Regions from separate parts of the Mus musculus genome. Here regions 1 and 3 are each linked to region 2. A link is a loop called in an ENCODE intact Hi-C map of the cell type or tissue named here. Cell type or tissue: left cerebral cortex. All regions are shown on one strand. Each heading gives the region's core, and the rest is flanking DNA. Links, peaks and the distances in the headings are about the cores only.

Region 1 (11,027 bases), core at 3,608-8,607, 1.1 Mb after region 2:
GTTTTCTCTACAGACACTATAGTTGAACAGAAAATAATGATGAGTTGGTGAGTATATTAAGAATCAAAATTTAATACTAAATATTTTTCTAGAATTTTCCAAGATTACCATTTCATTTTAATGGAATAATGATCTATCTAATGAATTTTTAAATAGCAATATTTTCATACTCATATGATAATGTGTCTCTAAGTTCTTTTCATAAATACCCGACAATAGTAAAATCCATTCTTGGGCTTTTTTATAGTTAATCTTGTTTGTCCCAAGCCTACAATTACATACCAAGGCCTGTCACTTAAAACCATCATCTCCCTTGCTTCTTCAATTGAGAGACAGCCATTCATTGGATCTGTTCATTGTTAGGTCACTTATCCATTTAGTACCATTCCCACTTTAAAAGAGTAATGTTTATATATTTCTGATCCTGACTCACAAGCCCACTGTTCTCTCATTAAAAGTAATCTTCCCATTATTTCTATTACTTAACTTTTAATATCAAATGTTTTTAAGAGGAGTAAACTTCAATGAAATTACATGTGTTTCTGATATAACTAATGACAATAGCTCATTTATTACACATCATTATCCTTTGTATTTTATATATTAATTCATCTAATCCCCAAAATAGTCCTGATGTCTATTAGCATCATTTTTATGTTGCCATAGAGGAAAGTTAGGTTATCCATACAGGTGAAAGCTGTATAAAATCTTAAGGTAATAAATGAAGGGTGAATTGTTGCTATCTGTCTCTATGTTACTAATTACTATACCTCACTAAATCCCTACACCATTTATAGCTATTCAGTTCACTTTAGTTTGTTTAGAATCTTTGGTCTTGTACAAATTTCTCTTTAACTGTTTTATTTTTCATGTGTGTAGTGTTCCATGTAGCCTAAGAGTCCACTAGGCAGAAATAAGGTGAGTCAAAAAATTTAAAGTACTGATACTTTTTACCTCTGGTGATAACCAAATATAATACTTGGCATTTCTCACAGCCTTTTTCACATTGTCAATTTTAACAGTTCTCAAGATTCTATTTAGACATATTAAATTGGAAATAATAACTATTGCAAATTTTATTTAACAAATTTGGTCTTTCTAGTATAAGTAATAATAAATTACATAAAAACTTTTTCTTTCTTTTTACAGAGGTAGTTTTGTCTTATGATCAACTCATAAAATCATGCTTTTATTCTTTCTCCTAAAATATCTATTCCCTATTAAACTTCAATAAATAGGTCACTATATAAGCTGTGCTTATTTTCCCCAGAATCCAGAAACAACTTTGTCATTTATAAAGGTACTAAGTTTGTTGAAAGGAAAAAAGAATTACTAGTAATTATCACCTGCTAAGTGTTATGTACTGTACAACATACTTTACTTATATAGAATCACCTCAAATTTTAAATAGGAACACCATTATCTTCATTCTACAAAAAGTTAAGTTTCAGAGAACTAACGAAAATTGTGTAAATCATTCATTAGCAAAATAACAACCAAAATTTGTTATATTTCACATTCTAAGGGATTTTTAAAATAACCTTATTTTGGAAGGATTGATGAATATCTAAATGATCATGTGTCTCCACCCCATTCTCTATAAGTGAAGACCTGGGTCTAGTTTTTTTTTTTTTTTTTCCTTAGCCCTGAGTTCAAAAATCTTAACTTTACAAAACAAGAAAGACAAAAGTAAAAAGAAAAGCTGTATCAACAAAGAAGATACACGGTAAAGTGAAGCACATCTTATATATATTTCTATACATGCAATATATTTGCATAAACAAATACATTGTTTATCTCTATTACAGAACTATGACTCTCCCAGTTTGTATGTGTCTTCATTCAGTGTAGTGCTGCCTACTACAGAGACTGATACATACTGAAAAGTCAAAGAACATTTGTCTACTAATTGTAACATAATATTCTGATCTTCCAATGACTTAAAACTAAATAATAAAAATGAATGCAAAGTCACTCACCATCTATAGTTTGAACAGATTTCTGCAATGTTTCTCATTCAACTTTTTCTTTAATGTGTACTATGTGCTTGATACTGGATTGGCCAAGAAGATAACGCTCTTACACTCTATTAGCAGTTTGGGGTAAGGAGAAAAACATAATGTACAGCTAAATCCCATATAATACACTATAAGTATAATATAATAAATATAATAGAATAAATCCCATATAGTATAATGCCTCTGTCAAAAAGAAACCTTTCAAAACAATAATAAATTAGTCTTTGTTCTTTCTATCTTCTTTCCTCTCTTCTGTGCCTCAGTTTATATCACCCTTCTCCCAGTGCCTCATCCATTCTCTGCTTCTCCCAGATAACTTTTTACACTTAACATGGTCAAAAAGTGTTTGTTTAATTTTTCATCTGCAATCAATGTATATAAAGTTTTATGGGAACTTTGTCTTTGCCATAAAAATGTTGAACTATATTATTAAGTTTACTTGCATTAGAAACATGGGTGTCACGTTGTTGTAAGCTCACCAATGCTCAAGTACAAACATTGTATGTCCTATTTTCCACAGTGACTTGTAAATCGAAGCAGTCCAAAAGAGACCTAAACTTTAAACTCATTTTTTCTCCCTTGGACTATTTACATTTCTAAAGAAGAACAAGTGAATTAAGGAAATGGTTAAAATACTCAATTTGAAATCTCTTGGTACTACTAGCTTTATAAATCGTCCCCATTGGATGCTGTTGGGATATGGAATTACAGGGGGAAAACTCAGAATTGTATGATAATGTAGCCCCTGATAACCCAGAAGATTTAGGAGAACTGCTAGCAATTATAGGTTTATTGTCATACTAATTGAGACGTTTGGATTAAACCAATGATGGGGCAAATAGCAAAATACTTTTGGATTTGACATTTGAAAATTAAAATTTAAAGAAGCCTATGGCTTCTCAAGTGTGGGGTTTCCTGTCCTAGATTTAATATTTTAATTATTTTCATCCCTTCTAAATGACAGACAAAATACTCTCTATTCAATGTCAAGAACTGTAAAATAAGAAATTTGTATTCTTCTTCACAATCCAAATATAGTTTTGTAAAAATTATAAACCCTGGAGCAATAAACAAAATTAGAAAATGTTCCAATAAAAGTAAATGTTATATGGAGAAGTGACTCTAGATCCATCTTTCTCTTGTGTGGTAAAATCTGGGGCTTCTGAATCCTGTTTTATTGAGTCTAGTCAAAAACCCTGTGGGTAAGTTTGGGGAATGGATGACCCAGAAACTATTCAAGAAAGGGCACAGAAAACTGTTCATTCAGAACACAATCTTGGGCTGGAGATCAGATATATGGCACTCTCAATTTGTTCCCCAACACTGAGAAAGAAAGGAAAGGTAAACCACTTGTTTATTTCATTCCGTTGTAAATCTATTTTGTAAAAAAGCCAGCCTCTAACACACTACCTCTAATTATTAGCTTTGTTTCATATTTACAAGCCGTATCTTAGCAGACTCTAGTTTTTGTTTGTTTGTTGTTTTTTTGAGGACAGAAACATTCTATTTCATCTTGATATTGGCAAAGCATATGGCAAAATGATTACTACACCATAGTTATAAATAAATACCTACATATATAAGTATGTGCATAAATAAATGTTTGTTGATATCTGATCACGATTGTTGCCTCTTTTATTAAATGATAAATACACAGTATGTATGTCACCCTAAGACTCAACATGTTAAAGAGGTCTTCCTGTTTTAGGGTGTACATTTTTGATTCTGCAATTGGCTCCTGGTGTGCATAATTAGCCACTTGCCAACATAATTGGCCACTTGCCTTTTTTAGGATATTCAGTGGCAAAGTGCAGGTGCACTGTGGGGACCCATAACTAGTTGCAGCTGAAAAATAAATGCAAAAAAAGAAACCTAATTGTGATTCCTTGACAATTTGGCTCTAATGTTCTAACCCCCACAGCTATCAATCTTGTTAATTTTTTTCCCTTGGATCCATTGTCAGGAATTTGGTGGGATTTGGAAAAGACAATTTGTTCTAAAATACAATTCTTGTACATAAGTGAAACAGTAAAGCTGGAGGGAAATATCTTAGAGCCAATTTCTGCAGAAGTGCTATTGAGAATTTGTAAAATTCAAAATAGATTTCAGAAAAGTCTGAATTTTTCTACTCCCTTTCATTTCCCATCTGAGTAAGTTGTTAGTTTGTATATTATTAGTGAAGAATATACTACATGGAGTAAACAGTCCAGCAGGGAATCTTTAAAAAGACATCTAAAGCATGTGGAAAATTTCACATGGTTGAGACTTAGCAAAAAGAAAGATGTATAAATATAGGCTATTGAGGTATTTGTCTAAATCAAAATAAAAAAAAAAACAATTTCTTTCAATGTAAAAAAAAACGAAAAAATCCTGTCAGCCTACACCAACCACTACTCTCTGGAAATTTCTGCACTTGTGCTCAATAGTCAACTACTGAAGGCCTTACTTGATGTATTAATTGACTATTGTTGCAGTGATGCTTTGTAATAAGCAAGCCATCCTTCAAGGCCAGTGAACTGAAATATAATTTATACCTCTCTTTCATAGACCTCTGAATCATTTGCTCAGCCTCTGACCAATACTTTTTCATTGATTGAATTTGAATATATCACGAATATGATTTATATGTTTTTAACATTCCCCACTTTTTTCTCAAACCAGTGGTTATTCAAGGTATCAATATTCCATGGTGGATCGAAGGAAGACAAGAAGATAACCCAAATAACACCTCCACATTCTAAGCATGATATTCACTGAACATTTCATAAGCTAAAGTAAAGGAAAAACTCAGATACACTGTAAACACAATCTGATGATATTATAATGTACCTGGCAAAAATATTTGGCTATATAGGCTTATTAACAAAAATGGAAAAAGGAGAACTGATAAACCAATGTATCATTACTCTGAATACCAATGATGATTCTGACAAATTGTAATGTTTCTGAACATCCCAGAAGATAGTATCAAAGAATTGTTTAAAGAACTAAGAAGTTTATTTGATAATAGATTAAAAGCTGTTAGAGAAGATAGAGAAGCAATTCTTCTATGAGAAGAAATTCTTGAAAAGCATCTCTTCTCTATAGGAAAGGGCATGGTTTCTGAGAGTTCCTTGCAGAAACACGTGTTAGCAGAAAGAAGAGAGGGGGCTGAGATAGTATGACCAAAGATAGGTGAGGCTTCCTTTTGGCGTGGTATTTGTCTCCAGTGTTGTTTAAGCTGCATTGGGCTGTGCTTTTAAGAGAAAAGGAGGGAATCATGATCAATATTATTTTGTATCTGAAGCTTTCTTCATAGGGTTCAACAATCTTTCAAAAAGGCAGAGAGTCAGAGTGTTCTGAGAGATTTTTCAGATATTGTAATTTCTACTGAACCAAAAACAGACAAAAAGAATTACTCAAGTAACCTTGAAGTGTCACTTTCTCTTACTTTCCCAATTGCAAAATTAGGCTGGAGAAGGCTTGCACATATCATTTATTTAGTTCTTTCTATGTTCCTAAACAGGTATTACGGCCTTTCATAGGCCTTGAAGCCAGGGCTTCCTATGATTTTCGGCTGGCAGTCAGTAACTCCTGGTGAAATACTAAATAGCAGAACAACTCTGTGAACTGCTGTTGCCATCTAATGGCTTTTCCATAAAACTGTCCATAAAATTCACATCCATGACCTTTCTCATAACATTCTTTTCTTCACTTTCTTCCTGAATAGGTAACAGCTACTGATTTATTCAGCTGTAAAATGCAGCATGATAATAGATTATCTGGATTCTTTGAAAAGTGTTTCAGTTCCAATATCTCCCAAGAGATGACCCAGTGAAAAGAAAACTGAATGATTTCCTTGTCATTAACATTTCAGCACATTTCAATAATAATAATAGCTTTATCTTATTGAATATATATTTATTCCACAAATTATGGTAGATTGATTACATGTATAATTTCATTTAAACAATGATTGTTTCTGCATTAATTTATAGTTATAGCTTTTGGGGGCACAAAATCAAACACAGAATTATAAAACCTATAGTGCTGAACTCATTACTAAAATCCAGCTTGTTAGATTATTTACTTGAAGTTCAAATGCTGCCAAAAATCCAGCAGGGTATTACTATTACCTTTTACTTTGATGAAGCAAGTTTACTACCTTGAACTATGCATTGCTTGATTTAATAAACATGGGAAATATAGACTTAACAGCTAATACTGCTAGTAATCTTATATTGAAAATTCAGTGCTGGTGTCAGTAAAAGATTTTAACATAAGCTCTGTGATCACATTAATTAAACATGCTGTATCATTTTCTTTAGATTTTTAGTCAATGGCCATGTAAAATAAAGAAACTGGACAATTATGAAATATAACATTTAAATGCAATTTTTATATATTAAATTAATTCATCTTTATAAGATCTTACAAAAGAAATGGTAGGATTATCTCAACTAGTTCTATTTTATATTTTTGAAATGGAGGCACCAAAATTTTAACTATTTTACTCGAGGACACATCAACCAACGATGAAACTGAAAGAAGTTTGTCCCACAACCAAGAAAATGGTTTCATGAATTGAATCTATGGTATCCAGTAATCTTATTTGTGGTATCTAATAATGATAGCATCTTTTATTTTGAAGGAATTTAATATATTTAGAGAGCTGTCTTATCTATTCATATTTTTTTTTGTTTTGAGATGATAATATAATTAGGTCACTTCCCCCTCTCCTTTCCTTTCTCCCTTCCCTCCCATAGTCTCTTCCTTGCTCTCTTTCAAACTCAAGGCCTCTTTTTTTTTTCAATAATTGCTACATACACACTACTAAATGCAGAAGTACACTCCATCTGTATAATGTTCATGTATGTATATGTTTCTATGCCATTTGGCATTTCTTAATTGCCTGTAGCTCTTTGTGTAGGGTTGAGGCTTCCTGAGCCTTATTAAAATTTCACATTAGAATTTTTATTCTTGTCCTTGTCCAGTTCATGCTTAGGCAATTATTTTGATGAGACATTATGAATGTGGCTTCTGACATTCCTAGGAGATACAATCTGACAGCAAACTCTATGTTCCTCTGGCTCTTATAATCTCTTCCCTGCACCATTTTCACCATTGATGCTTAGAGTCTTAGGTGTGAGAAATATTTTGTAGATGTATCAACTGGGAGTTGACCACAAAACTATGTTTTATTCCTTCCTTCCTTTCTTCCTCTTCCTTCCTTCCTTCCTTCCTTCCTTCCTTCCTTCCTTCCTTCTTTCTTTCTTTCTTTCTTTCTTTCTTTCTTTCTTTCTTTCTTTCTTTCTTTGCTTCTGGTTTTCTGTAATGGTCTTCTGTTGCAAAGAGGTGTTTCCTTGGTGAGGCTGAGGACTAAACATACCTTTGTTTATAATGACAAACATTTAGAATGTAGTTAAAGATTAAGGTTGTTTAGTAGATTGATAACTGTATATTCTCCTACAAGATTCATGAACTTATTATCTCTGTATAGTTGGCTGGAATCCCAGTATGAGATGATTTCCCTCTTGTTTAATTGATCTTAAGTCAACTCAGAGAATGGTTGTTTACTACCAAGGTATGCATGCCACTACTGCATTCTTAGAGTCAACATAGCACATTTATCATTATTTTGGTTCATAGGTGCCATAACTGGATAGGACTGTTGCCTGCTTCCCTTGTTTGTAAGCTTGCATGATGCTTTATAATACCTTGAACACTAGTGCTTGAAGAGTAGGCTTTCATTGTCAGTTCCAGCTCAGAGGCCTCTGGGCCTTGGCTCTGAGCTACAAGCTGTCTTCAGGAGTAAGGGATTACCTTCCACCTCTTGGAGGCAACCAAGGACAACAGGAGTCTATATTTGGAGACTATTTTAGACAACCCTAAATAACAAGTCAAAAGAGAGGTTCTCATGCTTCATATTCTGGATTTTCTTAGATGTTTTTTGGATCTTGGAGGGAGCATTGTCAGGACACATGAGAAAATACATTACATGCATATATATATATATATATATATATATATATATATATATATGTGTGTGTGTGTGTGTGTGTGTGTGTGTGTGTATGTGTGTATATATATATGTGTATATATATATATATATATATAATATATATATGGTATTTAGTGAGACAGTTAATAGTATGCTTCTTTCTGACTTTTAAGTTATCCTTACTGCTATTTTACCCTCCTCGCTCCTTCATCTGTATTCTTCTCCCACCTTCTTAATTAGCTCCCCACTGTGTTTTGCCCACATTACCTAACAGATCCCTTGAATCCTGTTATTTCTTTTTTTTTTATAGCTTCTCCACCCCACCTCTTACATTGGTAATGTCCCCTTTCTACTTTCCTGGTTTCTAGTTATTCTAGAATATGAATTCACATATGAAGATTTTGAGCTAAGAGCCTCATATAAGAAAGAACATACAACATTTGTCTTACTGACTCTGAGTTACCTCTCACAGTATGATATGTTCTAGTAACAACCATTTACTTGGAAGTTTCATGATTTTTTTCAGCTGACAAGTTTTACATAGTATATGCTTATCACATTTTCATTATTCATCATCATTAGTCAAATGAAGGGCATTTAAGTTGTTTCTATGTCCTAGTTATTGTGAACAGAGTTGCAATGAACATAGCTGAGCAGGTATCAGTGGTACATAGAATGTCAGGTTTTAAGGACATATGCCAAGGGGTGGTATGCCTTGTTCATAGAGAAGATTTATTTATTTTATTTATTTTTCATGAGATATTTTCTCAATTTACATTTCAAATATTATACTGAAAGTCCCCTATACCATTCCCCCACCCTGCTCCCCAAACCACCCACTCCTGCTTCCTGGCCCTGGCATTCACATGTACTGGAGCATATAACCTTCACAAGACCAAGGGCGTCCCCTCCCATTGATGGCCAACTGAGCCATCCTCTGCTACATACACAACTAGAGACAAAAGCTCTGGAGGGTATTGGTTAGTTCATATTGTTGTTCCTCCTATAGGTTTGCAGACCCTTTAGCTCCTTGGATACTTTCTCTAGCTCCTTCATTGGGGGCGCTGTGTTCCATCCAATACATGACTGTGACCATCCACTTCTGTATTTGCCAGGAATTGGCATAGCCTCACAAGAGATAGATATATCAGGGTCCTGTCAGGAAATCTTGCTGGCATATGTAGTAATGTCTGAGTTTGGTGGTTGTTAATGGGATGGATCCCCAACTGGGGGAGTCTCTGGATGGTCCTTCCTTCCAACTCAGATCTAAACTTTGTCTCTGTAACTCCTTCCATGGGTATTTTTCCCCCATTCTAAGAAAGAACGAAGTATCCACACTTTGGCCTTCCTGATTCTTGAGTTTCATGTGTTTTGCAAATTGTATTTTGGGTGTTCTAAGTTTCTGGGCTAATATCCACTTATCAGTGAGTGCCTACCATGTGTGTTCTTTTTTATTTGGTTACCTCACTCAGGATGATATCTTTCAGATACATCCATTTGCTTGAGAATTTCATAAATTCATTGTTTTAATAGCTGAGTAGTACCCCATTGTGTAAATGTACCATGTTTTCTGTATCCAATCTTTTGTTGAGGGACATCTGGGACCTTTACAGCTTCTGGATATTATAAATAAGGCTGCTATGAAAAGAGTGGAGTATATGTCCTTATTACAAGTTGGAGAATTTTCTGGGTTTATGCCCAGGAGAGGTATTGCTGGATCTTCCAGTAGTACTATGTCCAGTTTTCTGAGGAAGTGTCAGACTGATTTCCAGAGTGGTTGTACCAGCTTGCAATCTTACCAACAATGGAGGAGTGCTCCTCTTTCTCCACATCCTCGCCAGCATCTGCTGTCACATGAATTTTTGATCTCAGCCATTCTGACTGGTGTGAGGTGGAATCTCAGGGTTATTTTGATTTGCATTCCCTGAAGATTAAGGAGGTTTAACTGTACCCCACTTTTAAATAGGTTTATTTGTTTTTCTGGAGTTTAACTTCTTGAGTTTTTATATATATTGGATATTAGTCCCCTATCTGATTTAGGATTGGTAAAGGTCCTTTCCCAATATGTTGGCGGCCTTTTTGTCTTATTGGCAGTGTCTTTTGCCTTACAGAAGCTTTGCAATTTTATGAGGTCTCATTTGTTGATACTCGATCTTACAGCAAAAGCCATTGTTGATCTGTTCAGGAATTTTTTCCCTGTGTCCATATCTTTGAGGGTTTTCCCCACTTTCTCCCTATGTTTCAGTGTCTCTGGTTTTATGTGGAGTTCTTTGATCCACTTAGACTTCAGATTTGTACAAGAAGACAAGAATGGATTAATTTGCATTCTTCTAATGATAACCACCGGTTGTGGTAGCACCATTTGTTGAAAATGCTCTCTTTTTTCCACTGGATGGTTTTAGCTCCTTTGTCAAAGATCAAGTGACCACAGGTGTATGGATTCATTCCTGGGTATTCAATTCTATTCCATTGATCTGCCTGTCTGCCACTGTACCAGTACTATGCAGTGTTTATCACAGTTGCTCTGTAGTCCAGCTTGAGGTCAGGCATGGTGATTCCACCAGAGGTTCTTTTATGGTCGAGAACAATTTTTACTATCCTAGGTTTTTTGTTATTCCAGATGAATTTGCAAATTGCACTTTCTGACTCAGTGTAGAATTGAGTTGGAATTTTGATGGGGATTGAATTGAATCTGAGGATTGCTTTGGGGAAGATATCCATTTTTACTATATTAATCCTGCCAATACATGAGTATGGGCGATCTTTCCGTCATCTGAGATGTTCTTTGATTTCTTTTTTTCAGAGACTTGGAGTTCTTATCATACAGATCTTTCACTTCCTTAATTACAATCACACCAAGGTATTTTATATTATTTGTGATGATTGTGAAGGGTTTTGTTTCCCTAATTTCTTTCTCAGCCTGTTTTATCCTTTGTGTAGAGAAAGGCTACTGATTTGTTTGAGTTAATTTTATATCCAGCCACTGCACTTAAGCTGTTTATCAGGTTTAGGAGTTCTCTGATGGAATT
Region 2 (11,027 bases), core at 3,038-8,037:
ACAACTCTGACAAGTAGTTCAAAAAGGAACTTCTCATACTTGGTGTTAGTGTTTTGGAAGTATTGTCATCCCATATGAGAAAAGTTCATTTAAACTACATTTATTTTTATAGAGAGTGTATTATATCACACCATATATTATAATACTTTACGTATATTATAGGCTTTAGTTTTTAGATAGTTAATAGTATGGTTCTTCCTGACATTTCCAGACATTCTTAATATTGTCTTTCCCTACCTCTTCTGTATTTACTCCCTTCTAATGACAGCATCCTTTTCTTCAATTGCTTAGATCAGATCACATGGACTGTGCTAGTATTCTGTCTAGAATTATCAACCACCTACCCCAGCAATGGTCCATTTTTACTTTCCTAGCTTCTGTTGTTAACTCCAGGATATATACTCACATCTGAAGATTTGGTGTTAGTATCTCTAGTAAAAGAGAACAAGTAAATTTTGATCTTCTGGGTCTGTATTGCCTTACTCCATATGATCTTTTCAATTCCCATACACTTACCTGCAATGTTCATGATTTCATTTTTCTTTAGAGCTAAATATCATTCCTATATATATATATATATATATATATATATATATATATATACTTAACACACACACACATTTTCATTATTCATTTATTGGTTGAAGGACATTTACGGTATTTTCATTTTCTAGCTATTCTGATTACAGTATCAATGAACACAACTGAGCAAGTATCTTTAGAGCAGAAAACCATGTTCTTTGGGCATAGCCCAAGGAGTGGTAAAGCTGAGTCATATGGTAGATATATTTTTAGCTTTCAGAGAATTCTGATAGTGAGTTCCCAGCCCCATATAGGGTCTTTATAAAAAGTCGCAGGGAATATCATGAAAGAAAAGGAAAAAAGAATGTAAGATCCAGAGACTGGGACTGATTGTTATAAAATGCTGTCTTCTGAATGTGACATGGCTGTTAAACTTGAAAACTAACATCACCCGTGGTTGCCTGTACAAGAAGAATACAGTTAAAATCCAGCATGGATGGGGAAAGAGCTCATGAGGCCATTATCCATTTGATGAGTTGTTAGCAATTAATGGTCGCTGGGGAAGGAAGAGCCATTTTTCTTTCAGAATGTGGTTACAAGTAGATCGCCCATGCTGCAGTGGATGATCCAATGCCATTGCACACATAGACAACACTAATTGGATGCAAAGGCTTCTAAAAATCAAAGAGAACTTGAAGCTGAGGATTAGAGCGAGTCACTTATCAGCAGAGTTTCATGGGAAATGAGAGGAGGGAATGGTGAAGATATGATTAAAATATATTATATATGCATGTGAATTTCTCAGAGAATAAATATATTAATTTTAAAAACTACTGGCCTTTTCCCTCACCTGCTGTCAGTCTATCCAAAAAAATACATTCTATTTCCTTCTCCCAGGAAGAGCTATGTGTGCCCCCCTTGTGCCCTCCTTGTTACTTAACCTCTTTGGATTTCTTAATTGAAGTATGACTGTCCTTTCCTTTACAGCTAATGTCCATTTGTGGGGAATTGCAGGCTGATCTCCAGTTGAGCTGAGGTCTGAACCCTGAGAGTGATGATATTTTACCTTCATGACACGATAGGCATTCCCTCATGCTCCCAGAACTCTGGCTTCTGCCTAAGTTACTGCCCCCCACAGCCTCCACAAGAGAAGCATGGTCAGTAGTCAAGTAGGCAATGGCCCAAGCTTCTGACCTTCATGCTAAACTCCTCTCCAGTTACCTAGCAATTGCGAAGACCATAAAAAGGGCTGTTCAGCCCCACCTTGCTCTCTTACTTGTCTCTCTTGCTTCTTGCCCCTCACTCTCATCCTCTCTCCCCTCTCTTTGTCTTCTCTCCTCTCTCCTCTATCTTTGTCTTCTTCCCTCTCCTCTCCTCTCCTCTCCTCTCCTCTCCTCTCCTCTCTCCTCCTCCCCTCTTCTCTCTCTCTCTCTCTCTCTCTCTCTCTCTCTCTCTCTCTCTCTCCCTTCTCTCTTTCTCCCTGCATTTCTATAATAAAGGTCTAAAACCATAGAGAGTCTCTGTTCATCAAGGCTGCACACACTCTTGCCTGTGTTGGGAGCCTCTCTTCCCTCATCTCTCTCTCTTATAACTCCAGGGCTTTAGCAAGGTAGCTCTGGAAATCCCAGATAGGGCTGCCCCTTGGACACCCCCTGAAGAGTGGGATAGAGGAATGCCCACCCAGGGATGAGTGGAATGTAGTTAGCAGCCCTCCCATGCCTGACTGACCAGAGAATAGGTGGAACTCTGGCAGGGTGTGGGCCTTTTCCCTTCCCCCTCTTCCCCAGGGCCCCCCTTTTTAGTTCCCAGCACCCTCTTATAAATGAATACATACCATGTTTGCCTTTATGGGTTTGGGTTCCCTCACATAGGACTAATTTTTCCAGTTCCATCTATCTGCCTGCAAATTTCCTGATGTCATTTTTAATAATCTATAGTGTGAATGTACCATGTTTTCTTTCCATTTTTCAGTTGAGGGACATCTAGGTTGTTTGCAGTTTCTGGCTATTATGCATAAAGCTACTGGGAAAATGGCTAAGTAAGTGGACTTGTGGTAGGATGGAGCTTCTTGTGGATATATGCCCAAGAGTAGCATAGATGGGCCTTGAGGATCAGGTAGGGAGTAGAGTGGAAAAGATAGAGGGAAATAGTACTAAGTGAGATTACTGGAATGGGAGAGGAAATTTGGGGATTTATATACAAACCTAAGTGCAACGGAAACTCCCTGGAACCTACAAGAATAAACTTAGCAAAATCTCCTAGTAATAGGGGGTACAAATCTGAGCTGGACATCCTCTATAACCAGGCAGGATTCCTAGTAATGGGATTGGAACATCAACCCAGCCACAAAATTTTTGACCTACAATTTTTTTTTTCTGCCTGATGGACATACTGGGAAAATGGTAGCAGAGAACTTGTGAAAGTGGCCAGCCTATGACTGGTCCAACATGTTCCCCATACTCCAAGAGGGAGTCCTCACCTGACATTGCCTAGATGGCCAGGGACATGAGACAGGACAATCCAGAGACTCTGAATAGAATTAAATAAAAAAGGCAATGGAATGACTAATGCTGCTGCTGCTATACTCAAAGATCAGAGTCTAGCCCCTTATTATCAGAGAGGCTTCACCAAGCAATTCATGGGAGCAGATGGAGATACGCAGAGCTAAACACTATGCAGAGTTAGAGGAACCAAGCAGAAGAGAGGGAAGAATTATTGTGGGAGCCAGAGGACTTGAGCATACAACAAGATCATGGCTAACAGAATCAAGTAAGCAGAGCTCATAGAGACTCACAGAAACTGAAGAGACAAACATGGACCCTGTATGGTTCTGATTTAGGTCCTCTGCATAGACATTATATTTGGTGTACATATGGGACTCCCAAAAGGGGGATTGAGGTTGTCTCTGACTCTTTTACTTATGCTTGGAACCCATTTCCTCCTTCTGGTTGCCTCAGCTATCTGTGAGTCTATCTGTAAATATGACTTTCACATCTAGCTGGACTCTAACTTGTTATTCTGTATTGAGTGGATATCCCTGGGAGGCCTACTCTTTTTTGTTGTTTGTTTGTTTGTTGTTGTTGTTGATTTTTCTTGAAAGGAAACAGAAGAGGTGATCTGGCAGGGGGGGATATTGGTAGGAGGGACAGGGAGAATAATATGGATGGAGGGAAAACTGCAGTCAAAATGTAATATATGAGAGAAGGAAAAAAGTTAAAAAATAAAAAGATAATAAAAAATTTAAAACTACTCGTTTTAGTAGTACACACCTACAATCTAAATACTGAGGAGATGAAGACAGAATGATCACTGAGATTTGCTGTCAGCAAAGCATAATTAGTGAGCCCCATGCCAGTGAAAGACTGACTCACAGGAAGTGGATGAAATTCCTGAGATTGACATGCAGAGTTTCTTTCTAGCCTGTACATTGGTATGCACATATATGCACTTCCACTTATATACATAAGAAACTGTCTGTTCACACCGGTACGTACACACAGACATCCATATAAACACACCCAAACAAGACCAACACAGTGAAAACAGAGCTGCCACATGACATAGACACATATCTACAGCACTCTCAGTCACCATACACAGAGCTATTGTACCCATATATTTGTTGTTGCAATTTTCAAAGTAGACAACTTATGAAAATAGTATGGAATCCATGAGGTCATAAATAAACTAAACAATGTGGTATATGACAGGAGAGATAAACCAGCAGGTGGGGGTGCTTGCCATCAGTTTGATGACCAGAATTTAATTCTCTGGACCTACATTATGGAAAAATCCAAGTTCAACAAGTTGTCATCAGATTGCTATAGGTGCACAGTAGATTATGTTATCTGCACACATGAATATAATAAAAACTAGAAATCTAAGTTATATTTATAATTGTACATAAACACTAGATTTTCACTCAGTCACAAGGAATATTTTTTTGCTATTTGAAGGAAAATGATTTTAACTGGGATAATCATATAGGGAATAAGGCAGACTCAGAAGGACAGTGTTAAATGATTTTTTATTTATATATATATATATACACACACACACACACAAAGGGGATTTTGGAGGACAGGAGTGGGATAAAAGAGCATAATATAGGAAGGAAATATAATCAAATGTTATGTTATACTTGCATGAAAATGTCTTTAAGAAATACTTGAAAACAAACAAACAAAAAGAAATACATCACTATGTGCAATGAATATATGCCTATGAAAATAAAGCAAAAGAGATGTATCTAGAAAGTAATAAAATGTGTTTGTGGCTCTTACTATTCTCATTTCTAGAGTGAAATTTTCAAATGGCTCAAGGATATGAATGCGACTTCTCAAAACAATTATTTTGGAAAAGATAGGACACTTTGTCCCTTCTTAGAATTGGGAACAAAACACCCATGGAAGGAGTTACAGAGACAAAGTTTGGAGCTTTTACAAATGGATGGACCATCTAGAGACTGCCATATCCAGGGATCCATCCCATAATCAGTCTCCAAACGTTTACACCATTGCATACACTAGCAAGATTTTGCTGAAAGGACCCTGATATAGCTGTCACTTGTGAGACTATGCCGGTGCCTAGCACACACAGAAGTGGATGCTCACAATTAGCTATTGGATGGATCACAGGGCCTCCAATGGAGGAACTAGAGAAAGTACCCAAGGAGCTAAAGGGATCTGCAACCCTATAGGTGGAACAAAAATAGGAACTAACCAGTACCCCGGAGCTCTTGTCTCTAGCTGCATATGTATCAAAAGATGGCCTAGTTGGCCATCACTGGAAAGAGAGGCCCACTGGTCATGCAAACTTTATATGCCCTAGTACAGGGGAACACCAGGGACAAGAAGTGGGAGTGGGTGGGTAGGGGAGTGTGGGGGAGGGTATGGGGGACTTTTGGGATAGCATTGGAAATGAGGGAAATACCTAATAAAAATATTTTAAAAAGAAAAAAATTGCTTTTACTGTGTGTGTGTGTGTGTGTGTGTGTGTGTGTGTAAATGCGTGTTCTTTTGAGTGCTTGTATTGACATCATGCAAGCATATACTTTTCTTGTAGGGTTCTTCATTGCAACAAAGCATTGCATATATTGATGCAAGAAATGTGACTGTTAATTGAAAGAATGAAAGCTGCTGTGAGAAAACTGCTTTTAACTAGGTTTCCATATTTTAATTTATCCATACTCATAAACTATTTTCCCACAAGCACATTGGAAATGACATGAACCCTTTTATATTATTCAATATCTTATGTTTGGACAACGTTGCTACACTGCAACTTACTTATGAACTCATAGAAAAGCTAGTGCACCTGGAAAAATATTGATATTCATATAGAGTCAGTAGAAATCATGGCCTGGTTTCTGTGTTTCCTAACATGTCCCTACAGATGCTACTTTTTAGAAAGTGTCACAAAATGTTTTAACATTATCATACTTGAGTGATATCAGGTAGTAGCTAGATAGCATAAAACCATAAAACTGTTTCACTTTTGGCCAGGAGAGGGCAGTAGTAGTTCTTGAGTTGGGAGCCCTATAGTAGAATGTAATTTAGAGGTTATTTCATTTTGTTTTATTTTAACTTGTAAAAATTTCTAGCACTCTAGCTACTTTTTGCCCTCTCAGAATTTACATTTGTTATACACATGAATAGCTTAGCAGGAGAACTTGGCAGGATTTAGAATCCATTAACAAACGGTTCTGTGTGTCAATTATAAGGAAGACCTTTGTCTTGACTCATTAAGAGCTCAGCCATCTACACATTTGCTAGAGGTGAAATCATGTTAGATCTCAAAGTTTCCTCGATGTGGTGACGTGTTTTGGAGGGATTGAGAAAAGCTTCTGAGAAACCTGTCTCAACTGGACTAAATGGCAAGATACGTCAGAGTGCTTTAGACAAACAAATAAATTATGAATGTCTTAAGTGTTGTTATACAGAGCCTGGATATTTAACTGGTGATTTAAGGAAAAATAGGTCTGTGGTCATCTGGAGTAACTGCTCAGAGTTCAGATAATCACTTTTCAGACTTAGCAGGACATTTCTTGGCAAAATAAGAGCTAAGCTTTTGTTTTAAATAGCATACTGTTTCTTTGTTTCCAATGATCTGTTTATTGTTGAATACCATGTTTCTAAACAGATGCCAAAATCAAATTGTGCTTTACTTGACTTCTGTTATTAACCCAGTGGAAAGACACTTCAATCTCAGTCAATGGAGACTTATGAGGGTCAACAACAGCTTATGTGAAGTAGGCAAACAGACAGATGGTAGGATTCATGGGGCAAAAAACTCTCAAATCTAAATTTCTTCTTATTACAAGAATCTCTTTAGGGAATTCTCTTCAAAATTATTTCATGAAAATGTAAATATTTGAAACAGAGAAACACATAAGCATTCCATTAAACTATATGATCTGGCAAGACCCAAAACACATTGCCTACAAGACATGTAATTTTCATGGGAGGAGAAGTAAGAATGTGATAACTTGGGACCACAAAACACTGCATCTGAGTTGCAAGGCCATGACTCAGCCCCCATAGGGAACAGGAACATATTTTATGCTGTATAACAGATCTGATAAACTGTTCAAAATGATATTATGGATATATTTTTAGAGCTCTCTCTTCTTTGCCTAAATGCAACACTCCATTTATGTGATGCCATTTTCCTTTATTTAAACTATGTTGCTTTTTTTTTTTCCACTTGGGAGTAGATTTGTATTGTGATGCTTCATTGTTGTACAGTTTTATATTTCTTATACTTCTTATATATATTTCTAATATTTATTCTTCTTATTCTAAAACCATTTAAATTTTCTGCAATTGTAGCACTTTAACATTTATCATATAAATCAATTATCATATGTGTATGAGGTTATAGATACTAAAATGATTGCTTAAAATTTCTAATACTTTATAATGTATTTCTAGCTATCATTTTAACTGCTATTCCCCTTTTCCATCTTCCACTGACTTCTTCTGAAACCTTTCTTCTCAACAGGTCCTGCTGTTATACTTTCATATTGCTTGTGCTGTCCACTGATTTTAATAAGTTTCTTGTCTGAGTGTGGGCAAGGGATTATTTGTTGGAACAGGAGAATCTTATTATTAGCTACATTACTGAAGAAAATGACACTTCACCCTCCAAACACTATTAAATGCTAACAGCCCCTTATATAATTTATCTCCAATTATAACATGACAGGAATCACATGAATATATCAATATATGCAGAAAAGGTCTTTGACAAAACTCAATATCCCTTCATAGTAGAAGCTAGAGACACTAGGAAAGGAAAGAATATATCTCAAGACTATGAATTGCATTAGTTTTGACAGCAGAACCTGTATTTAAAAAGTTGTTTGACAGTTTCTCAAATATGTCTTTTGAGGTTAATTTAATATGTGAAATAGAAAATATTTCTTATATTTATTTTTCTTATTTGCAAACCATTTAAATTTTCTGCAATTGTAGCACTTTAACATTTATCATGTAAATCCATTATCATATGTGTATGAGGTTATAGATACTAAAATGACTGCTTAAAATTTCTGTTTAAAAGTATTCCAAATCTTTAGTTAAAAAAATTAGTTTCTCAAATTTATTAACAAAGACTATTAATTTACAAGTTTTCAGACTTACATACCTATAAATTTCATGGAAATAAAGGAATTATAACTATAATTAATTTCTGAAAAAAGATTCAATTTTAACTAATAATTTTAATTTTTTAACAAGGCTTTTAGATATTACTAAAGTGTAAACAAATATTTTATAGCCATATTCCACAGTGAATGGTTCTATTAATCAGAATACAAATCCTTTGTTGTATCATGTTTTATTGTTATTATTTTTGTCTGTATTGCCATATTTTCCTTACCTACCTTACTATGTTGTGATTAAATCATATGAAAAATGCACACCAATGTATTGGCAAGTTAGTAGGAGTATGTCACACAAAACGGATGTTCTTTCTGTAGAGGCTGCAAATGGTGTGCCAAGGATTACAAAAGATAACGTTTCTTTTGTTTTCCCCTAGAGGAAAACATACGCTCAAGAAAATGCTTACATGTGAGTCCAAAATTGCATGATAGTTGTTGTTTTTAAGATAACTTAATAAGAAACCCAAGGTAAGTGTGAGATCTACAAATGCCATTCTCATGTGCTTTGATTTTTATAACATTGAAAAGTATTACTATAGCAACAAAACATTTTATGAGGACATGTATAACAAAAGAAAGACCATAAAATTGGAAATGAAGGGTCTATATATGCTTAAATTAGACCTATGTTTCTATTCATGATACCTAACAAGCAGAAACAAGGATATTTCAATTGTAAGATTTTGCTTTCAAATTAGCATCCTCTCTGGTCTTTGGCATTTTTCAGTCATTGAGAAATATCATGCACATTTTGGTGCCAGAGAAGAGGGCTGTAATTAACCAACTCCAGTGCAGACTTTCTTGATTGATAAGCTGAGGTTGTGTGAGTTTGTGTTGACAATTTACAAATAGCTCTGTTAAGACCTGTGTGCAATAGTTTTAGATGCACAGCCATTAATCACAGCCATCAGCTGGCTTCCTAGAGTGGTTTACAGCAGCTTTTAATGTATGTTTTGCTAATTGGAAGTTACAGTGGTGCTGCGAATTCTCAGATGAATAACTACTTTGGCTCTGCCTGCCTGTGGATGAAAAGCCCTCTAAATATTCTTCTGGAAGCATGACTTAAAATTGAAAGAAAATTTCTCTTACTGACTTCTAAAGCCTTAGAAGTTAGCTATCATAAAAAACACAGCACTATTAAGAATGGTTTAAAATTTATTCATGAGTTTCTAGAATCATGTTTAAAATGGTGTCCTTAGCTCTACTTAGGGCAGTGTTTATATTTTTGCGTGTAATTCTTTAATAGAGACCATTTTTCTTGCCTCTCAGGTGGCTCATCTAGAGATATTTATGCCTATTATGCAAAAAGTTGTTTGTTGTATCACAGATACATAATCAGCAGAAGGAATGTCTCATAAAGCAAACATCATACTCTAAGAATCAAATCTTATACTGGCCATTTTCTTGGTTATAGTTTCTATTGCTGCAATAAAACATTATGACAAGAAGCAACTAGGGGAGGAAAGGATTTACTACATTTTAAAACTGATAAGTCTATCCCTGAGTGAAGCATGGACAGAAACCTGAAGGCAGGACCTGAAGTAAAAACTATGTAGGAATACTGCTTACTGGCTTGTGTCCCACTAACCCTGGTTTCCTCAGTTTGCTTTCTAATACATTCCAGGACCACTTGCCCAGGGACTCCCTATATGAAACATTAATCTTGAAAATGCCCCACAGAAGAGAGAATATCTCTTCTAATTCTTATTTTTTAAAGCTTATATTTTAAAATGACTTCTAAAAGAGTAGTCTTTCATAAGAGTTTTGTATATACTATTTATTTTAGTTCACCCTACCTCGCTCCCCCTCCCCCTTATTTCTGCCCCCATTCCCCACATATCACTTTTCTTGCAGGATTTAATTATCTTCTTCAACACTGACTTAGTGTTAAAAATTTCTTCAGTTTATGCTCTTCATGGTGAGATTTTACTTTTTTTTATTTGAAGTATTACTTTTGTAGCTGTATGTACTTCTATGTAATCTAAGTCAGTATGCATTTTATCACAACAATGAATTCTGTCATTTCATCTCCTCCTGGCTTATCAAGTATTTTCCGTTATTCTGTAGTGTTTTTCTTAATAAATGACTTGACACTTTTCTCTTAGAAATTTTAAAATCTTTTTTTTTTAAATGACTTTTGGAAACATAATTACAATAGGACATGTAGAATTTCTCTGATCATGCTGCTTTGGGGAAGGGGGAGAATGTTCTATATGCATGATTGTATTTAATCCAATATTTTAGGATTTTTCTTCTATTTGTTCACTGGATATGTTTTCTATGTTATATGTTTTAAATTATTTATTCATATTACATCCTGATAACAAACCCTCTTTTGAAGTCCCCCCTTCATATAGCCTCTCCTCCCATTAGTCTCTCCCATTCTCTTTGTGAAGGACAAGGCACCTCCCAGAAAACAAGCCACCCAAACATGGCACATCATGTCAATGAAATACTAGGTACCTCCTCTCCTTCTGAGGGCCAGAAAATGTGGCCCAGTTTGGAGAACAGGATCCACAGAAAGGCAACAGAATCAAAAACAGACCCAGCTCCAGTTTTCTGTTTGACCCACATGAAGACTAAGCTGCCCATCTGCTATGTATTTGCAGGGGGCATGGGTCCAGCCCACATAAGATCTTTAGTTGGTAGTTAAGACACTGAGAGCACTCAGGGTCCAGGTTAGTCAACTCTGTTGGTCTTTTTGTGGAGCCCCTATCATCTCTGGGTCCCTTAATCTGCCCCCTCAATTATTCCACAAGACCTGAGATAATTCTAATATTTGGGTCTCAATTTGGGCCAGTCATTGGTTGACCATTCCCTTAGTCTTTTCAGGCTCTGCTCC
Region 3 (11,027 bases), core at 3,059-8,058, 1.3 Mb after region 2:
TTTTATTTTTGTTGTTAGAGTTGGCATTCTGTTCTTGTGGCTGTCTTCTTTTTGGTTTGTTGAGTGATTACTTTCTTGCTTGTTCTAGGGCATGATTTCCGTCCTTGTATTGCTTCTTTTCTGTTATTATCCTTTGAAGGGCTGGATTCATGGAAAGATATTGTGTGAATTTGGTTTTATAGTGGAATACTTTGGTTTCTCCATCTATGGTAATTGAGAGTTTGGCCGGTTATAGTAGCCTGGGCTGGCATTTGTGTTCTCTTAGTGTCTGTATAACATCTGTCCAGGCTCTTCTGGCTTTCATAGTCTCTGGTGAAAAGTCTGGTGTAATTCTGATAGGCCTTCCTTTATATGTTACTTGACCTTTCTCCCTTACTGCTTTTAATATTCTATCTTTATTTAGTGCATTTGTTGTTCTGATTATTATGTGTCGGGAGGAATTTCTTTTCTGGTCCAGTCTATTTGGAGTTCTGTAGGCTTCTTGTATGATCATGGGCATCTCTTTCTTTATGTTTGGGAAGTTTTCTTCTATTATTTTGTTGAAGATATTAGCTGGCCCTTTAAGTTGAAAATCTTCATTCTCATCAATTCCTATTATCCGTAGGTTTGGTCTTCTCATTGTGTCCTGGATTACCTGGATGTTTTGAGTTAGGATCCTTTTGCATTTTGTATTTTCTTTGACTGTTGTGTCGATGTTCTCTATGGAATCTTCTGCACCTGAGATTCTCTCTTCCATTTCTTGTATTCTGTTGCTGATGCTCGCATCTATGGTTCCAGATCTCTTTCCTAGGGTTTCTATCTCCAGCGTTGCCTCGCTTTGGGTTTTCTTTATTGTTTCTACTTCCCCTTTTAGTTCTAGTATGGTTTTGTTCATTTCCATCACCTGTTTGGATGTGTTTTCCTGTTTTTCTTTAAGGACTTCTACCTGTTTGGTTGTGTTTTCCTGCTTTTCTTTAAGGGCCTGTAACTCTTTGGCAGTGCTCTCCTGAAATTCTTTAAGTGACTTATGAAAGTCCTTCTTGATGTCCTCTATCATCATCATGAGAAATGTTTTTAAATCTGTGTCTTGATTTTCGGTTGTGTTGGGGTGCCCAGGACTAGGTGGGGTGGGAGTGCTGCGTTCTGATGATGGTGAGTGGTCTTGATTTCTGTTAGTAGGATTCTTACGTTTGCCTTTCGCCATCTGGTAATCTCTGAAGCTAGCTGTTATAGTTTTCACTGTTAAGAGCTTGTTCTTCAGGTGACTCTGTTAGCCTCTATAAGCAGACCTGGAGGGTAGCACTCTCCTTAGTTTCAGTGGGCAGAGTATTCTCTGCAGGCAAGCTCTCTTCTTGCAGGGAAGGTACCCAGATATCTGGTGTTCGAACCAGACTCCTGGCAGAAGTTGTGTTCCACTCACTAGAGGTCTTAGGATCCCCTGTGGGAATCCTGTGTGGGCCCTTGCAGGTGTCAGGCAACTCCGCTGGCAAGGTAGCCCGGGGCTCGAGTGGAGCGTTAGGGGCTTGTGCCCCAGATCAGGCCCGGGTAGCCTGCTTCCCTATGTACCGTAGTCTCAGGTTCCGCGCGATTGGATTGGGGCAGGCACTGTGTTCCACTCACCAGAGGTCTTAGGATCCCGTGGGGAGTCCTGTGTGGGCCCTTGCGGGTGTTGGGCAAGACTCTGCTGGCAAGGTAGTCCGGGGCTCGAGTCCCCCTAATGTTTTCATTTCTTCTAGAAGTTCACTTTAAAATCTGCACTCATGGTCCAGCTAGATAACTCAGTGAGTAATAACTCTTCCTATCAAGCCTGATGAGCTGAATTCAACCTTAGAAATCCAGAAAATGTGGTACATTTACACAATGGAGTACTACTCAGCTATTAAAAAGAATGAATTTATGAAATTCCTAGCCAAATGGATGGACCTGGAGGGCATCATCCTGAGTGAGGTAACCCAATCACAAAGGAACTCACACAATATGTACTCACTGATAAGTGGATATTAGCCCAAAACCTAGGATACCCAAGATATAAGATACAATTTGCTAAACACATGAAACTCTAGAAGAATGAAGACTGAAGTGTGGACACTATGCCCCTTCTTAGAATTGGGAACAAAACACCCATGGAAAGAGTTACAGAGACAAAGTTTGGAGCTGAGATGAAAGGATGGACCATCTAGAGACTGCCATATCCAGGTATCCAGGGATCCACCCCATAATCAGCTTCTAAACGCTGACACCATTGCATACACTAGCAAGATTTTGTTGAAAGGTCCCAGATATAGCTGTCTCTTGTGAGACAATGCCAGGGCCTAGCAAACACAGAAGTGGATGCTCACAGTCAGCTATTGGATGGATCACAGGGCTCCCAATGGAGGAGCTAGAGAAAGTAGCCAAGGAGCTAAAGGGATCTGCAACCCTATAGGGGGAACAACATTATGAACTACCCAGTACCCCAGAGCTTGTGACTCTAGCTGCATATGTATCAAAAGATGGCCTAGTCGGCCATCACTGGAAAGAGAGGCCCATTGGACTCGCAACCTGTATATATCCCAGTACAGGGGAACGCCAGGGCCAAAAAAATGGGAATGGGTGGGTAGGTAAATGGGGGGGAGGGTATGGGGGACTTTTGGGATAGCATTGGAAATGTAATTGAGGAAAATATGTAATAAAAAATATTTTTTTAAAAAAAGAAATCCACATAGCAGAAGGAAGGAAATCACCTCCTTCAATTTGTCCTCTGATGTCTACACTTTTGTCATGGCATACACACCCATTCACAGAAAAATCTAAATTTAAAAAAATAAAATGAGGTTGTGTCCAGAGAAACTGTCACAAACAAATAGTTTAATGAGACCATGAAAATCTTACTAAACACAGTACTAGGTCCCTAGAGATCAAAAGCTATAACCGAGTGAATTAGAGGGGAAACAGGCTGTTCTTGCGTAGTTATTTACCTTCTTTTCAAATGATACAGTATTGCTGGTGAACTGAAGAGAATTTTCATAACTAAATTTTCTTAGTAGATGAGGCAGTCACATGGATATGATAACTAAATAAATCAAAAGCATGGGATCATTGGGAGGAGAAGAACATGCAAGTTTCCCTGTACTTCACTTGGTGCTGTAAAACAACTCTCACTGACCAACTCTCTACACTCATGTTTCAGATGAGATGTTCTAAAAAGTGAATTCTAAACCCCAGCCCAACACCAAAATCTCTTAGACACTTTACAAATTATGAATGAAAGATAATTATTTCAATTATTTTTACTTAAAATACAATGGACCAGGAAAAATTGGTTTTGATTTTCCCTTTTCCCAAGACATTTAGATGTTGCTTGGCTAATAAAAATGACAAGCCTAAACTTATGAATGAGAATCTTCATGAAAAGGACATTTTGAATACTTATTATTCAGAGGTTAGGGGTAAGTATGCCCCCTTCTTTGTGAGCACAGGCCAATGTTTTTTAAAACGCACATTGGGAATAATCTCTAAGACACAGTTTCACAATATTTTGCATTCATTTAAAAGTGGAGTGTATTTTATTTGTCTCCTTGCCAACATTTTGAAGTCTCCCTCCCAGGCTCCTGTCCCTTTTTAAAGAGCCCCTTAGGATTGCTTTTGATGCTCCTCAAATGAAAGATTCTACACCCCAGAACACAGGAGAGTGTCAGAATTGGAATCTTTCCCAGAAGGAAGGGAATTGTTGGAGGGGAAACAATTTAAATAGAAATATATCCACCCCATCCTGAGCTGGCATTTCCTATCATCAATATTTTTTTAAAGTGCTGGCAAGGACAATATTTGCAGTACTGGGGTTGAATTGCTAAAGCAAGCATCGTAACTTTCACTAATAAATATTCAGCCCTTTCCTTTTAAACAAACAGTATTCCCAGTGTCCTACTTTGCTCCAAAAATGTGGGGACAAATATGCTGTGTCTCATGTCATAAATAGAGAACAAAAGAATCTGAATACATAACTGAGATTCTACCTTCATTTATCTCTTTGGTATTATTAAAGAGAGCAAAAATACCTGCCAGCTTTTCTTTATGTGCAAATTTTCCTAGGTTTCAGGAAATACTCAAATAAGTTGTCCAAATATATTAAAGCAAAACTGTTGATTTTATTTTCTATTGGTTAGTACTGTCTGCTATTTCTCACTGAGACTGCAAATAGTTAAAATAAACTATTTTAGGAGGTCTCCAAAGTGATAGAAAGTGTTACATTTTAATAAACCAAGAAACTTTATGACCATAGTACCACGGATAAGAAACTAAACAATAGTAATTCTAGCTTCTAATTTAGTTTTGGTTTGGTAAAACCCAGACACTAATAATTTGGGCAAGAAACTCATCCTAGCTGAGTTTTAGTCTGCCCATGTGTAAAATGCTGATACTGATGTGTATAGTGTCTGTCATATTGATTTTCTGTAAGAATTAAATCTAAAAGCACGTATGTATATACAAGTAATTACTATTATTACTTATGGAAGAAACAATCGATTTAACTTACAATGGAATACTGCTTGTGTTCAAATGCTGTGGCAAAACCAAATAAAATAAAATAGAGCAAATATCATTTTTGTCTTTGAAATCAAATAAGTTTTCTGTGAAATCAGTTGTTTTGGTGCCCTGTCGTTGACTCACTGTATAACGGACTCACTCTGAGGCCATTTTCACGCGCAAACAATAAGACTAGATCTTTCAATTTGTAAAATGGCATTTCTGAGTAGATCATGTGAGACTGAGGAATCAAGCTAAAAAGTAAAAAACTTCAGCCAAGAAACTAAAATTTTTGTCAAAGAGGTTTTGTTCATTATCTGACAAAAACGATTACTACTGTGGTAATCTGTGTGTGTGTGTGTGTGTGTGTGTGTGTGTGTGTGTGTGTGTAAGAGAGAGACACACAGAGAGACAGAGAGACACACGGAGAGAATTAAAATGGAAAAACACACATTTTACTTTCTGATCCTCAGTAGAAAGTGTCAGACTGCCCTCTACTGTCTTCAGAGTAGGATCACACTTGGATTAAAGCAAGTGAAAATGTTAGTTTCTGAAAGCCACTTCTAAACTGAGATACTAGGAAATTGCTCCTTTATTTCTCTATTTGGTTTTCAGTTTAAAGTCTGTTTCTGAACACTGTTTCCGTCATAAACAGCAATTTCCTGGTGGCATGATCATTCTCATTCCTTTCTGCTGTCTCTTCATACTATTTCTTTTGCCCTCAGTTCACTGCTCACTAACTGACCCTAACTCTTGTTAAAAGTTTATCCATTACCTACCACATATTTCAACTTTCATATTTTCTATCATGGCCTAAAATATTTTCCTAGTCAGTTATATATTTATTTTCTATAACTCCAAAGAACTTTTAAAATAATTTTTTACATTTATCCTTGTTTGGCTCACATTGTTTATATACATAAAACCTGCCTCCCCTCACTAAAATATAAGGTCCTAGATGGAACAGAAAATTAGATATGATTTTATGAAATTTGCAGTGTTTCAACTAATAATAAGCCAACAAATGTGTTGAGTTATGTTGATGATAAGATTAAAAACCTGTAAAGCCCCCAGTCATTTTCATTTAAAGAGGAGCCTAATTTTTTTCTGTTGTATAACTCAGTGTTATATATGCAAAATATACTCTCATCATTACTTTGTCCTTAAATATATAATTTCCACTTCTGTGGCAACAAAATAATCAGAAGTTTTGAGTAGATTCTTTCTATGAGTGTTTAAATTAATCAAATTGGTTTTCTTAATATTCATTACTCAGCTAACATTAAATTTATTCATTAGATATATTTATTGTTTTCCTGACCATTTTTTAATAATTTTAAATCATTTTAATAAATAACTATGGAAAACGTCATAAAATAATATGCAATCAAAATTAATCATTAGCTTGCTTATGCTAATTTATTATAACTCCATATTTATCCTACAAAATTAGAAGATAGTTTCAAATGTTTCTAAACTAAGCACTGAATCATTTTAACATAAATCAAACATATACATTTTAAAATTTTATTGTTAGGAATTTTAAGATAATTTTAACTATGAATATCATTACATAAAAAATGAGTTTAGGAGAAGTTATGCCTCGCCTTACAGAGACTTGAAGCGCCAGGGTAGGGGAATACCTAAGGGTCCTTCCACCCTTTCAGAGGAAAAGGGGAGGTAGGATGGGGAAAGGATTGTGGGAGGAGGAGACTTGGGAGGGTGGCATGGAGTGGGATGTAAAGTGAATAATAAATAAATACGTTTTTAAATGAGTTTAGAACATGGAGAAATAAAGCTGGTATTCATTTCAAAGTTTCATCCCTAAGGTCTAGCATAGTGTTTGAAAATTCTATGCAAACTGTTGGAGGAGGAAGTAATCTTCAGTCCTATTCAGATGTGAACACTGCAAATTAAAAGGCAGTCATCACTGCCTTGAAAACATATGTCGACTGGTACAATAACAGCATGAGCATTGCAGGGGTAACTAGTTACTAGTTTTAAGACTCTATCCACAAAATGAAATCTATACCTGGCCCCACTGTCAGATCAAAAACCTATGGCTAGATGTATAAGGGGCCCTAGAGGAAAACCTGTTACTGTTCTCCTGCTAAAAGGACACAGAATTTAAAAGGTTCCTGATGATATCATTTTACCTAGGTTGAGGTATCACTCAACACTCATCTGAGAAGTTTCCATTTACAGTAGATGGTGAACACCATAGAGACCCAAAACTGGCAAAGGTATAGAGAATGAGAGACTATAGGATACTCAGCCCTAAATAGAACATATATATCACATGTCTTCCTTCTAAGGCTCGGGGATTATAATGGAAGGGAGACAGAAACTATAAAAGGTTGTGGATAACTCCAAGGAAATCATGTCTTCTAGACACAACTATGTAGTGGCACATGAAGAATGCAATATGCATATGGCATCCTACAGAAAACTTGTGCAAGGATAAGTCACACCAGATTCAGGATGGATATGGAAAGTGGCCACAACACAGTGTCCCTAGCAGTAGAGTTTTGTTTTGCTTTGTTTTGTTTTGTTTTGTTTTGTTTTGCTTTGCTTTGCTTTGCTTTGGTTTTGGGGTTTTTTTGGGGGGGGAGGGGGTGGCAATTGTTAGTTGCTGAGAAGGAGTGACAGTTTTTCTCTAAGGTGGAATCACACTCAAGTTGAAGATTTCATATACAATACTATTTGAGGAGCACAAATTGGTTTTGATAGTTTAAAAGAAAGAAGGGCCGGGCAGTGGTGACGCACGCCTTTAATCTCAGCACTTGAGAGGCAGAGGCAGGCGGATTTCTGAGTTCGAGGCCAGCCTGGTCTACAAAGTGAGTCCAGGACAGCCAGGGCTACACAGAGAAGCCCTGTCTCGAAAAAAACAAAAAACAAAAAACAAAAAACAAAAAACAAAAAACAAAAAACAAAAACAAAAAAGGAAGACACAAAGATATATAGGAAGAATAAGGGGAGTGAATTTGTGCAGGGCTGACTATAAGCAAACACATTTTACAAAATTCTGAAATAATTAATTAAAACAAATTTAAAGTGCAAAATATCCAAGTCATTACCTATGATCATTGCCCCACAGATTATGTCAGAAGAGATTTGACAATTCTACCATGGCCCAAACCTTCATAGGAAACAAAACAAAGCCAACAAGACAACAACAACAACAACAAAACATTCTTTGTCACAGCATTTTACACAAGGTGTAATAAAACAAATCCAAAGTCTTTGCTTTCTGAAATTGGTCAGCTAACTAACAAATACAAAAAAATAATTGCTAAGAATCAGGTTTATAAGTTTCTCTAACCAGCACCTTGTGCTAGTGCTGACAACACACACACACACACACACACACACACACACACACACACACACACCACAAAATCCTATGAAATTTCTTCCACAAATTCACTTAGTAAGTCAGAAAATTTAAATATGTAAGGAAAGTGTAAACTCTAATCCTAACATGGTATAAGTACAACCAGACTAAAAATTCTCACACACAAGACACAAGCTATTAAATGGATAATATTTTTTAAATTTATATATTTATTCAATTTACATCCCAACCACAGGCCCCCGCCTGATCCCTCCCACATCCCCTCTCCCTTTGTGCTCTGAGAAGGTAGAGCCCACCCACATATCCCTCCAACCTCACATTCCAGTGCTAGGAGCTTCTCCCATTGATGCCAAACAATGCAGCTGAGTTAGAATGGATTCCACAGACAGGCAATAGCTTTAGGGATAGCCTCCACTTCAGTTGCTAGGGAATCCTCATGAAGACCAAGCTGCACATCTGCTACATACGTGTGGGGCCAGGGGTGGGGGGGCTATGTCCAGTCCGTGTATGTCCAGTCCGTGTATGTTCTTTCAGTCTCTGAAAGCCCCAAGGGTCCAGGTTAGGTGACTCTGTTGGTCTTCCTGTGGAGTTCCCACCCTGTTTGGGGTCCACAATCCTTCCCCCTACTCTTCTATAAAACAATTCTTTAGGTGCTTCTCTGCCATTAGAGATTCCTCTGGTGAGAATTCTCTGTTTAGCCCTGTACCCCATATTTTAACCAGGTTGTTTGGATTCCTGGTATCTAGTTTCTTGAGTTCTTTATAAATTTTGGATATTAGTTTTCTATCAGATGTAGGGTTGATGAAGATCATTTCCCTATCTTTAGGCTGCCATGATAATCTTTTCTAAAAGTAACCAAAAACCAGCTGATAACCTTTGTATATCGAACATTTTAATAAGTGAAAGGAAGCTAAATCTAAATTCTTAGCCTAATCATTTAACTAAACAGAAAACTATAATTTGTTTTACTCAATAGACTTAAGTTGTAGTGTTAGAAGATTACAATTTGCTTAAAAGGGGCTGTGACTTTAGATGATATATGTATGATGGTATATTTGATTTTGAGTGTGGCTGATTTCAATTAGAGAAATGGTCAATGACTTCATTCATGTTGTCACAAGTGGCAAGGTGTCCTTGACTTTTAAAGCTGAACAGGATAGAACCTCAAAGTACACTTAATTTGCATTTCCTACAACTAAGGACATCAGAACATTTTTAAATGTTTGTTAGCCTTTGGATTTTATCTTTTCACAACTCTGTTTAGTTCAATGCCCTAATTTTAGCCAGCTATTCTGTTTTGTTTTTGTTGTTCTTTTGTTTGGTTTTTTGTTTGTTCTTTGCATATTCAAGATACTAACCCCCTGTTAGAGGAAGGTAGTAAAATTATGTTTTTCAATTCTTAGGATATCTTGACACTGGAATGATGATGGGTTTTGCTGTACAGAAGATTTTAGTTTCATGTGGTCCCATTTGTTAATTGTTATTCTTTTTATTGGATATATTTTTTTATTTACATTTCAAATGATATCCCCTTTCCGAGTTTCCCCTCCAGAAATCCCCTATTCTATCCTCCCTCCCCTGCTTCTAAAAAGGTGTTCCCCCACCTGCCCATTCACCCACTCCAACCTCACCACTCTGGCATTCCCCTACAGTGGGGCATACATCGACCCTTCCCAGGACCAAGGGCCTCTCCTCCCACTGATGTCCAACAAGGCCATCCTCTGCTACATATGCAGCTAGAGCCATGTGTCCTTCCATGTCCAACTGCACTGCTGAGATTCTGTTCAGAAAGACCTTTCCAGTGCTAATGAATTCAAATGTATTCAGTGTTTCTCCTCTAGAAAATTCAGGGTGCCTGATCATATGTTGGAGTTTAATTTTATACCGAGTTAAGTATAAGGATTTAAATTAATTATTCTGCATGTGGATATCAAGCTATCAAAGTCCCATTTGTTAAAGATATTGTCTTCTCCTCAGTGTGTAATATTAAACTCTTTGTCAGAAGTTAGATGGCTGGAAGAGTGTGGGATTATATTTGAGTCCTGAATTCTATCCCATTGATTACTGTGTCAGAACCATGTTGGTTTTATTACTACAGTTCTTCTGTATAACTTGAAATGTGAGATAGTGACACCCCCCCAGCAATGTTCTTTTGTTTTATTGTTCAAGAATGTTTATGCTTTCCTAAATCATTTATATTTTCTTATGATACTAAATTATATTTTTTCAACTTTTATGAAAAGTTGCACTGGAATTTTGATATGGAATCTATAGCTTCTTTTAATAGGAGGGCCATTTCCATAGCATTAATTATGAGCAACCCATGTACACAGGAGGCTTTTCTACTTTTTTGGATTTATTCAAATTCAAATTATTTATTGAGTTCAATTTATGTTTTAGTGTTTTAAATTTTTCATTGTTTAAGTCTTTGACATCCTTACTTAGGTTTATCCCAAGATACATTTAGGCTATTGTAAATGGTATATAGGAAGGAGCACACCAATTGTTTGTTTAGTACCAAAGAGGCAGCCATGAAAACAACACCCAAGTAACATTTTACAGACTGATAATGTTAAATACACACACACACACACACACACACACACACACATATATATATGTATGTATATATATATGCATCAAATAAAGATTAGTCTAAAAAGGAGGCCACGAGTTTGAAGGAGAGCAATGAGGGGTGAGCGGAAGGCTTGGAGGAAGGAAAGGGAATGAAGTAATGCAACTAAAATATAATCTCAAAAATTAAAAATAGAAAATACAGAACTGTTTTATAAATGTTCAACTTCCTTAGTCATATGGGGACAAAAATAATAAGTAAATATTTTCTTATGGACAAAATTCAGAAAAAGAAGGGACTGTAGCGTATTCAATCCCAGCTGATACATCTATAATATAAGCCCTATACCTAAGGCACATGAAAAGTCTTGAACTAGGTTTGGGGGCAGAAAGATTGCAAGATCCAGTCATCTTAGAATGTCTGCTGAGAAAAAGGTGTTCTCTAGGCATGGCAGGGTAGCTTCACTGAGTTGAAACGTTAAAGATAGCTCAGAGATGTCAAAATACATCAGTGTCATATAAAGAAATTAAAACAGTAAATTCCTCTTGAATTAATAGGGCCAAAGTTTGAATTTTTTATTTCTTTCCCTGTATCTTTCATCTGACTATAGTT

What was found. A loop is a pair of places that touch in the nucleus more often than their neighbours do. Peaks named below come from ENCODE experiments on the same cell type or tissue, not always from the same donor. Only the 100,000 strongest peaks of a DNase experiment are listed, where the experiment ranks them.
Region 1: a loop joins it to region 2, with 5 times the contacts of the local background. A loop is called at or near these places in 2 of 42 quality-filtered maps.
Region 3: a loop joins it to region 2, with 9 times the contacts of the local background. A loop is called at or near these places in 9 of 42 quality-filtered maps.

What each region holds. Positions count from the first base shown.
Region 1 is chrX:110,832,025-110,843,051 of GRCm38, forward strand. No RefSeq gene overlaps it. Among named protein-coding and RNA genes, the nearest start is that of Pou3f4, 23 kb to the left of the region's middle. In left cerebral cortex, for the core only: a CTCF peak has its summit at 5,643 (motif pointing left); no DNase peak of the experiment used is centred there.
Region 2 is chrX:109,729,117-109,740,143 of GRCm38, forward strand. No RefSeq gene overlaps it. Among named protein-coding and RNA genes, the nearest start is that of Gm34521, 290 kb to the left of the region's middle. In left cerebral cortex, for the core only: a CTCF peak has its summit at 6,028 (motif pointing right); a DNase peak (open chromatin) is centred at 6,026.
Region 3 is chrX:111,048,177-111,059,203 of GRCm38, forward strand. No RefSeq gene overlaps it. Among named protein-coding and RNA genes, the nearest start is that of Cylc1, 57 kb to the right of the region's middle. In left cerebral cortex, for the core only: a CTCF peak has its summit at 4,987 (motif pointing left); a DNase peak (open chromatin) is centred at 4,933.